2 separate regions of the Homo sapiens genome follow, and region 1 is linked to region 2. The links are chromatin contacts, found by Hi-C or POLR2A ChIA-PET in ENCODE. All regions are on one chromosome and are shown on one strand. Each heading gives the region's core, a stretch centred on a gene start or an enhancer-like site at or near the end of the contact. The rest is flanking DNA. Distances are from core to core; before and after follow the strand shown. Region 1 has its middle 83 kb from the start of IRS2. Region 2 overlaps LOC105370360 (a long non-coding RNA gene).

What was found. Hi-C counts contacts between places; a loop is a spot of excess contacts on that map. ChIA-PET counts read pairs that join two places held with the same protein, here RNA polymerase II (POLR2A). Pooled maps may share reads with other maps.
Region 1: a map of PC-9 shows a loop between it and region 2 (3-fold over the local background). The contact joins two enhancer-like sites. A Hi-C loop is called at or near these places in 7 of 168 maps with a recorded cell type or tissue (Caco-2, Calu3, PC-9 and 4 more) and 5 of 50 pooled maps. POLR2A ChIA-PET finds 5 or more read pairs at or near these places in 1 of 52 experiments (activated T-cell).

Annotation. Positions count from the first base shown.
Region 1 is chr13:109,866,869-109,872,034 of GRCh38, forward strand. No RefSeq gene overlaps it. Among named protein-coding and RNA genes, the nearest start is that of IRS2, 83 kb to the left of the region's middle. Within about 2 kb of position 2,888, at least 18 of the 41 ENCODE cell types and tissues checked have a DNase peak (open chromatin) inside an H3K27ac peak, as active enhancers do; they include PC-9, where a contact is called at or near this core.
Region 2 is chr13:109,801,643-109,806,263 of GRCh38, forward strand. All of the region lies in intron 1 of LOC105370360 (a long non-coding RNA gene), which reads left to right. Among named protein-coding and RNA genes, the nearest start is that of IRS2, 17 kb to the left of the region's middle. RefSeq lists an enhancer at 1,380-1,674. Within about 2 kb of position 2,334, at least 3 of the 41 ENCODE cell types and tissues checked have a DNase peak (open chromatin) inside an H3K27ac peak, as active enhancers do; they include PC-9, where a contact is called at or near this core.

The DNA of each region.
Region 1 (5,166 bases), core at 1,638-4,137, 66 kb after region 2:
CTGGCATACATGGGTTCTAAAACCCAACCTAAGCAGGCTCTGCAGTTCAGTGACTCCACTCCTTACAATGCTCTTACCTGAAATACATATAAATGTGCACCACAGACTAAATATGCACCAAAATAGCAATACTATTTGTAGTAGTCCCAAATTGAAAACAACCATTATGTCCTTCAATCATGAAATGGATACACTGTGATATATTCACACAGTGGAATACTATTTAATCAATGAAAATGAATAAAATGTAGCTATACCTAACACCATGGATGAAATGTATGACATAATGATAATCAAAAGGGGTCAGAAACAAAACAGTACATGGCATGATTTCTTCTTTATAAATTCCAAAATCAGTAAACTAATCTATGTTGATAGAAATAAAGGGAGTGGGACCCTCTGGGAAGGCGGGGGTGATCAGTCTGTACACGTGTGTGCACATTTCTGAGTGTATATTTTATGTCAATAAAAAGTTTTAAAACCTCTTATAAAAAATTTACAGAAGACAAGAAAAAGGCTGTGGATACAGAGCACGTCATCTGTCTGTCCATCTGTCTGTCTATCTGTCTGTCTGTCTGCCTGTGTATATGTCTGTCTATCTATCTGTATATCTATCATCTATCTATCCATCTATCTATCATCTATCTATGTATCTATCAGTCTATCATCTATCAATCTATGTATCTATCAATCATCCATCTATCTCTCCTGTCTACCTATCATCTATCAATTCATCTATCATTTATCAATCAATCTACCTCTTTATCATCTATAAATCTATATTTGTTTCCTAGTGCTGCCCTAACTATGTACCACAAACTGGGTAGATTAAGCAGGAGAAACTTGTTGTCTCACAGTTCTGGAGTCGAGAAGTCAGAAGTCAAGAGGTCAGCTGTCTGAAAGTTGTGTGGGAGAAAATGCTCCATGCCTGCCACTCAGTCTCTGGTAATCTGCTAGCAATCTTTGGTGTTCCTTGGCTTCTGCTTCATCACCCTAATATCTGCCATCATCTACATATGACATTCTCTGTGTGTGTGTACGTGTGTTCAAATTTTCCTCCTTTTGAAGGATGCCAGTGATATTGAATCAGAGCCAACACTAATGACCTCATCTTACCTTGACTACATCTGCAAAGACTCCATTTCCAAACAAGGTCAGATTGTGAAACTCTGGGATTAGGGGAACATAATTCAACACATAACACTATCTATCTATGTCTATACACACACACTATCTATCTATGTCCGTGTACATGTGCATGACCATAAAAATACTTGGAATCCTTTAATAAAATCCTGCCTTTTGATCAAAGTTTGCTCTTGGAAAATACAATTTTATTCTAACACCTAGAGGAAAATTTTTATAGCTCACTCCAAAGTACATATTCAGTTTGTATTTAACACATAATCTGGGACAATAAAAAATGCAGCCTTGATAACTTGGCTCTAGATGTATGACTAAAACACTGAAAATGGTCCAACATCATTTTTAGGTAGTAATTATTGGACCTTAATGAAAAATCACTCAATGGAGAAAATGGTGTTAATAGTATGAGTTACAATTAGATTAAATTGCTGTTTCATGCAGTTATATAGTGAAATGTCAGGTGTTCTTGTAATTTAAGAAAATACAGTTAGAATTAATGCTATAAAAGAGTAACAGGCAATGACAATTTCTGATTCGTGTCTGCAGGGGCTTGAGGTGATAGGAACTAAGTTCTTGCCCTCTGTTGGCCCCTTTGTGCTGTAGTCAAGGGGGCAGCACTGGCCCCCTCCTGCCTGGCATCTCACCCAGGAGAAGAGCTGAGCAGAGCAGTGTCACCTTTATCCCACTCTTAGCAAAACATCGTGATGTGCTTGTACTGTGAACAGTGAGTCAGGAACATGCTTAGATAGGATGCAGATCAATCACACTCTCATCTGCATGGTGCTTTGGAGAGAGCAAAGTCTTCTCATGTGTTTTGAACATTCTTTGGATTTAGTAAGGCAACTATAACTACTCCTCTATTAAACAGATAAGGTTAGGGACACACCTGCCTCCCTGGGTGCCCATCAGATTTAAATGTGGTAATTCCTGGTAAGTGCTAAGCACCATACTTGGCACACAGAAAGCGCTTGACATATACAGCTTTATTTATTAGAATAAGTTTTATAATGAGTTTTAATGTTATTGCCTCTGCAAGATCATAAGGCTTAAAACATTCTGAGGAAGCACTTGACCTAAGGTCATCAGACTTCAATGTCATTTCAGATTGCCTTGAAACATGAAAAACAACTACGCTGCAGCAAGGGATGAAAAATCCTGAGTCACCAAAGGTCAAGTCTTGGTAAACAATATCATGGCTTCAATGCCAATTCCTGTCAACCAGCAAGATTCACTGTTATGTGAGTGCCTTTTTGAGATAGATGAGAATAAAAATCTGGTTGTCACTCTAATTTCTAAGAAAATCCCAGCCTGGGCTCGCTAAATGGGAAACACAGCAATAGGTTTCCACTAACACGGTGTCCCCATTTGTCCTCGAGGTTCATGGCAGGAAGCAAATCAGACACCTGGCCCAGTCGCCTCTCTGATAAGGAGTGGGAGAGAATGCCAGCCATGCATTTCGCGACTCTCCCTCTGCTCGTTCCCAGAAGCACACATTGAAGCTTCCTTTCCAGGGAAAGAAAAAGGCCACATTTCTGGGGAAAAAAAAAAAACTTGAAAAATAACCAAGCACTCGCTGCACATAAAACAGCTGCTGCGTGCAGACCACTTGGTGCAGCCACGACGCGGGGGAGAGTGAAGACGGGCAATTCCGGGGCGGTCGTGTCATCTTTCTGGGTGAGTACACACGTGACACCGAGAGAAGAGAAAGTGGTTTCCCAGGTTGGCGGCACCAGCACGTTGCCAGGCAATGAGCCAAGACCGAGGGCTCAGACAAAAGACAGAGCGGCCGACTGGGCTCAGCGGACACACAGCGCAGAGCCAGCTGCTGGCTGGGAGGACGCCCTGCAGCCTCGCAGGGAACGTGGGCTCCGGCTTCCAGAGGGCAGCGCCATTCGCTCACAGACGGCCAGGAGACCCTCCCTGTGCAGGCAATGCCGGGTGAGGCATCGCTCCTGAAGAATTAATCAGAAACTCAGAAAAATTCCGCCGAGCAGAAGCCAGATGAGAATCCGACTGGAAATCTAGAAGGAATCTGACCAGCATCGCAAAGAAGGGGAGGAGCTGAGTGGGAAGGCAGCCTCAGGGAGCTTCCCCGGAAAGATGGGCCTGCTCATTCCATCCCCGACAGGACTGTCAGTCATTTCACAACCACGGCTGCTGATGAAGACAATCAAACAGCAGCAACCTTCTGAGGTCAAGACAGTGCTGGGCGTCTCTCGGAGTCACTCCCCTATCTTTTCGTCTGTTCTCTCAGGACAGCTTGGTGACGTTGCTAAGGAAGGAATTTGTGAAAATGAGGAAGCGGCCCCAGAATCCTTGTTGTTTTTCCCCAAACCTGGCTACTGGTGGTCAGAGTGACCTTGAGGTGCCTCACAGGGTTGTTCCAGGTGGCCCAGGTCTGCACCCTCTGACCCATGGCCGACCATCTCCATGGCCTGTAAAGGTGCTTCTCTTAGGTGCCACCCAAGTGCCACGGCAGTGTCAGAGGGAGGCCCATAGCCAGCCTCCTGAGTCAGAGCCTTTGGGCTGGGACCGGGGCAAGCACATTTTTAGAAAGTTCCTCCAGGACACGTTTGGTGGAGCTCATCCATAATGCTCTCTGGACAACCTTTGGACTAAGTAACTTTCCTAAAGTCTCTCAACTCAGTGGCCACCACCTTAGAACTGGGAACTGTCCCTCAATGCCCACTCAGGTATTTCTGCCATGCCCTGTGTAATTTGGCCTTTCTAGACCCAGCTTTCTTCTCCCACATGGAGGCCGTGGAGGACTGCCTGTGAGTCCTGGTAACACTCCTCCACATCTTGGCAACTCCAAGATTGTTATTGATTTTCCACTTGGAAGGCTGTTATCTGTTCTTTGACAAACTCTTATCTATCCTCCAGAACTCCCTGGGAAGCTTTGGACTTAGATGTCTCCATCGCAGGCACACCCCAGCGAATATCTTATCACCATGAGCTGCGCTTGCTGATCTCATTTATTCTTCATGAAATATTTGTGGATTTTCTTTTTGTGGCCAGGCACAGGATAGACTTAGAACAGCATCCACTTTGTGAAACAAGTAGGACAGGAATGCAGATGAGTAAGGGGCAAGACAAGAAAGCACAGTGAGATGTGAGATGTGTCCTGCTAGCATGGGTGGCGGGTGGCACACAGCAAACTTTGGGGAGTCAGGAAAGGCTTCCAAGAAAAAAAGTGTCTGGGAGTTACTCATCAACGGCATAAAGTTTCAATCAACCAAGATGAGTAAGCTTCAGACAGCGGCTGTACACCATTGCATCTGCAGTCAGCAATAACACACCGACACCTAAACATTGGTTAAGACGGTGGATCTCATGTTAAGTGTACTAACCATAATAGAATTAAATATGAGAAAGAAACAATGTCTAAACTGAGACCTGTGAGTTAAGAAGGACTTAACCAGGTGAAAATGGAGGCAGGGATTCCAGGAAAGAGGCTTTGCAAACAATCTGTTGTCTCCTCTAATACACCTTAAGCCCCTCAAGAGCACAAACCATGTTCATTTGGCCTGAATTCTGAGTACCTAGTGAAGGTTCAATACATTTTGGTTAAATGAATAATCAACTCAGCTGCTGATATATATATATATGTTTGAGATATACATATATCTCATATATATATCTATATGAGATATATATATGAGATACATATATGAGAGAGATATATATATGTATATTTCTCAAACATGTATAAATATATGTGTGTATACACACTCACACACATATATACACATAAGAGGGCATTGAGAGAGAGATTGGCATTTGCAAAATAATTTGTTGCTCAAATTCAGAGGTATTTGAGCACGTTATCTTCTTGCAAATAATAGAAAATTGTACCATGATAACCCATGCAATCTCTGCTTAATACATGAGGAAGAAGATGCAAATCTATGTTCTTTCTTTTACCAGGACCTCACTATAGGAAGAAAAAAAAAGTAAAGCAACCTCGCAGGTATCTTTGCTGGTTAACATCATAGAGTATGAAGGGTATCTTGATGTGAT
Region 2 (4,621 bases), core at 1,084-3,583:
TTTTTTAAATTGTTTCCGAGGCGTGTTTCAAATATTTGACTTTTTCCCACTGGTCTGAATAGTGCTTCTCAGATACGGCAAGTCTCTAGGTTTGCATGAGTCAGCCTCTGTGCCCTCTGTTCTTTTCCCCGATGTTCTTTTTGCTTCTTCTTATGCTATTACCACACTGTCTTAATTACTATATTTTATTAACAAATCTCACTTTCTGGTAGACCATTTCCTTCACCTACTTCTTCACTTTCCTTCAGGAATGTCTTGGATATTTGTAACTCTTTTCCTTATGATTTAGCATCAGCTTGACAAGTTTAATAAACCTTGTTAGGACTGAGATAAAATTAGAAAGATTGGACATCTTTAAGGTACTGAGTTCTCCTAGCCAGGAATGTGGCACGTTTCCCTATTTCTTTAGGGAATTGTAAAATGTCTTTTTATAACGTTTTATAATTTTCCCCATAGAGATCTTTAAAATATTTTGTTAGATTTATTCCTAGCACCTTATATATTTTGTTACTCTTGTAAAAAGTATCCTTTTTTTTTTTTTTTTTTTTAGAAACGGAGTCTCGCTCTGTCGCCCAGGCTGGAGTGCAGTGGCACGATCTTGGCTCACTGCAAGCTCCGCCTCCCGGGTTCACGCCATTCTCCTGCCTCAGCCTCCCGAGTAGCTGGGACTGCAGGCACCTGCCACCACGCCCGGCTAATTTTTGTATTTTTAGTAGTAGAGACGGGGTTTCACCGCGTTAGCCAGGATGTTCTCGATCTCCTGACCTCGTGATCCGCCCGCCTCGGCCTCCCAAAGTGCTGGGATTACAGGTGTGAGCCACCGCGCCCGGCCAGTATCCATTTTTAAAAACTACATTTTCTCTTTGTTGCTTGGGTAGAGAAATAAAATCAATTTTTAATTTATCTTATATCTGATCATTTTGTTAAACCCTCATATTAATTTTAATGCTTTAAAGATGTTTAGAGGGAAATATTTTATAAATACACAAATAATACCATTTCATGTGTCGCTTACAGATTTTCTCATCTTATTGAACTGGCTAGAGCCACCAATGTATGCTGTAAAAGCAACCTTGTTTTAATCCTTTTTGAAAGGGAATGTTCCAGATTCTACCATGTGGTACCATGTTTGTGCTAAGATTTTGGTAGGTTCAATTTTTTTCAGTTTAAAGAAGTTCTCCTCTAGCCCATTATGCCAATGAATTTAAGCTGAATGGATATAAAAATTAATCAAATATTTTTTAGTGCCTACTGAGGTGATCTTACGCCTTTCTAGTTTGATTTATAAGTAGGGCTAACTATATTAATTGATTTTTCAATGTTAAACAAAATTTACATTTCTGGAATAGATTTAACTTGGTCGTTCTTTAACTTTGCGTTCCCCTTAAAAAGGACCTTGAGAGAAGGGCTCAGCGTCTGATAGTTCCAGCATCTGGCTGTGGAGCTGTATGGCTGAGTCATCATCTGTTGGTTTGTTTGCTGACTTCCAACCTTTGTGCCTAGATATTGAAGTCACCTTCTCTCCCTTTGAAGGGCAGAGACTTTGTGTGTTTGTCCTTTCACTCAGCATGGCTCTTGGAGTTTCTGGCTGCATGAGAAGGTCCTGGGAGACTCTTCCCTTCCAAGAGCCTCCATGTTGTCTTCTGCCTTTTGGGGCTACTGAAACCGCAGCACAAGGTGTAGGGAAATTACCAGGTTCCCCCAGAGCCGTCGTTCCTTGCACCGCCTTTCCACGATGTGTGTGCCCCCTTTTGTTTTGTCCCCTGGGATTTCTCCTACACTCTTGCGAGGTCATTATGAACTTAAAAGGATGTGGATTTTTATTTTATTTTATACCTTAGAGGTCTTTTATAGCAGAGATTTTTCAGGGCATCAAGACTAGACGTTTTGCCCAAAAGGGAAAACCAGAGGCTTTCAATTTTTTTTTGAATTCTATCTAAAAACCTTTTTTATGGTTCATTCTTTGTTTTTGTACTAGAAAGAACATGTAACTATTTTATGTATAGTCTTTAAATGACATTTGATGTAAATACAGTGTCACAGCAATAGATAGCAATACCAAATAAAATACATTTCAAAGAAGCTGCTTAAAAATTTAAAGATATTGAACCCTAAAAGGATGACTTATTTCCTCAATAAATCATGTAGGAATGGAAGCTTATTTGCAGTATGAATTGTATTTTGTAGTATGGGAAAACAAAGGATAGAAGAGAAATCCTCCTTTCCTTAACTAGCATATTTCAGTAATGTGACACCCTGGGAGGAGATGACAAAGAACCTAGTTTTGAGAGGCACCTTTTGCCATTTACTTCTGGCTGGTCAGGAGTGCCACATAAAGCCACACACAACTTCAGGAGCACCACCCACAAATACTACACTATGAACAGGGCTCCCTGGCTGTGTACAGTGTGGCTGCCCTGATCCTGCGGCAGATAACATTCCTGAACATTTAGTTACTCACCTGTGACATCAGAATCATAGTAAAGTTCATGCAATGAATAAAAAGGATAATATGCATGAAATCACTATATAAATGTTATTATCCCCACCATGCACACCTTTGAAAGAACATTTAAAATTGCCACAAATTCTGCTTGATTTTTGCCACTCATTTAACTTCTTAAAAACTTTAACTTACATAATAAAGCCATAAAAACAGCTCGGTTGAAGCGAAGGGCAGCAGCAAAGAAACTTGCTCGTCCCAGTTGCCCGCCATCCACTCCCTTTTCATCTCAACAGTGAGTTAGGTAACGTGATTCCTTTTCTTTTTCTCTTTCTTTGGAACACAGAACATGTCTGTTAGCTCAGCACAACATGAAGTGAAAGATAGGATCACAGGAATTGTAACTGCTCTTCCTCTTGCTTTACATTCTCCTGTCTGCCAAAGAAGAATGCCTAGCCCCTCAGTGTCTGGTTCAACATACAAACACATACATTTGTCTCTAAGGGGACTCTTTTATCAGTTGGTATCTCCAGCTTTTCTCTCCCCTAGCCTGTGTCCCTCCTCCACATCTATCTTTCTTTCTTACTCAACTTGACGAGCCCACAGACACCTTCACTCCCTGTGAAGCGATGAGAAATGTCCTTATTTCAATTGCGGGTGGACAACCGTCTCCCACTGTCTCCTGGTGCCATCTCTAATCTTACGGCCTCACTGGAGTTATCCAAGGTCCTGAAGACACCCCAGTGACACTCCCCATCTCGCGGTTTGGAGGTTGCAGTTCAGGCATCAGACTCTCTCCAGGCAACAGACATCTGCACTGGCTGGACTGCTGCTACCTAGCGGGGTGGGGTGTGATGGACAATGGAGTCCTATACTACGGGCCTGTCATCCTGGGTCTGTTCTGCCCAGTGGAAGCTGCCCAGGCTGCTGCAGGAGTGGTGATGCTCATGCCACTTGGCCACTTGACCTTGCTCTGCATAACCTAATGACCGCCATCGTTTAATGGTTGCATCATATTCCATCACATGGTCAATAGTCATTTTTCTCTACTTTTTTATTGTTAGGTATTGCTTTTTTTCTTATTTCTTTCAATGATAAATGCTGGTTTGATGAATATGGTATACATTTATTTTGTTTGTGTTTCGCATTATTACTGGGGAAGAACAGATTCCTGAGTGTAGAAATACGGATTCAGAAGTTCTGCATGTTTTTAAGCTTCACATGTATATTGCTGAGTTGCTTCCTGCAGAAGTTAGCCCAATAGCATATAACCGTGCCTCTTTTTTCCCCATTCTCTTCAGCGCTGTTTTAATAGTGTTAAATATTTGTACCTCGTGATAGTGCAAAATTATGTCCCCATGTTTCAATCCTCTCTCCTTTGATTACTAGAAATGTTGAAGTGTTTTCATTATTAAGCACAGGTGTAAATCCATTTCTACAGTTTTGCTAACTTTTCTTGGTTTGGTAATGTCTTTATCACCAATTTATGTGAATTTAGATTATAGTAAGTTTATTAAACCTTTGTGATGTATTTGTTATAAATATTTTTCTGAATCATTAGATAAGTTATAATTTTGTTAATTATATGTGTTGGCCCACAGAAGTTTAAAATTGCTATGTACTCAAAATTTTTCCATTGTGGTTTACTTAATACATTTTCACACTTAGAAATTTCTTCCTTGTCTGGTGTTGCTTATGCTTTCTTAGAATTTATTATGTCCTTATGTATTTAATGCTTTTATTTTGATAAATGGTGAAAATAAAAATCAAAACACTTCTTCCCAAGACTGTGTATTTAATGACCTATCATTTCCCTGTTGATCTTTATTATTTTTTCAATTATAAATAATATTTTGGCAAATTTTGTTATTCATAAAGTTGTCATGATTTAAATTCTTCTGTAGGCATTAGTAAATATCCAGCGTAAGTGGGTACTTATTTTTACCAAAGAATATGTACAAAAATATTCCTGGCACTATTTCAATAGTAGCAAGGACTATAACAAGCTAAATATCCATCAAAAATAGAACAGACAAAAAGTTAGAATATATTCACAAAGTGAAACACTATACAGCACAAGCCGCGGCCCCTGGAATCTGGGCTCTCTGTCTCCATTTCTTACCCACATCTGTGGCTCTGCTGCACCCTTTTGCAGCCTCCAGTTGTAGCCCTGGGTGC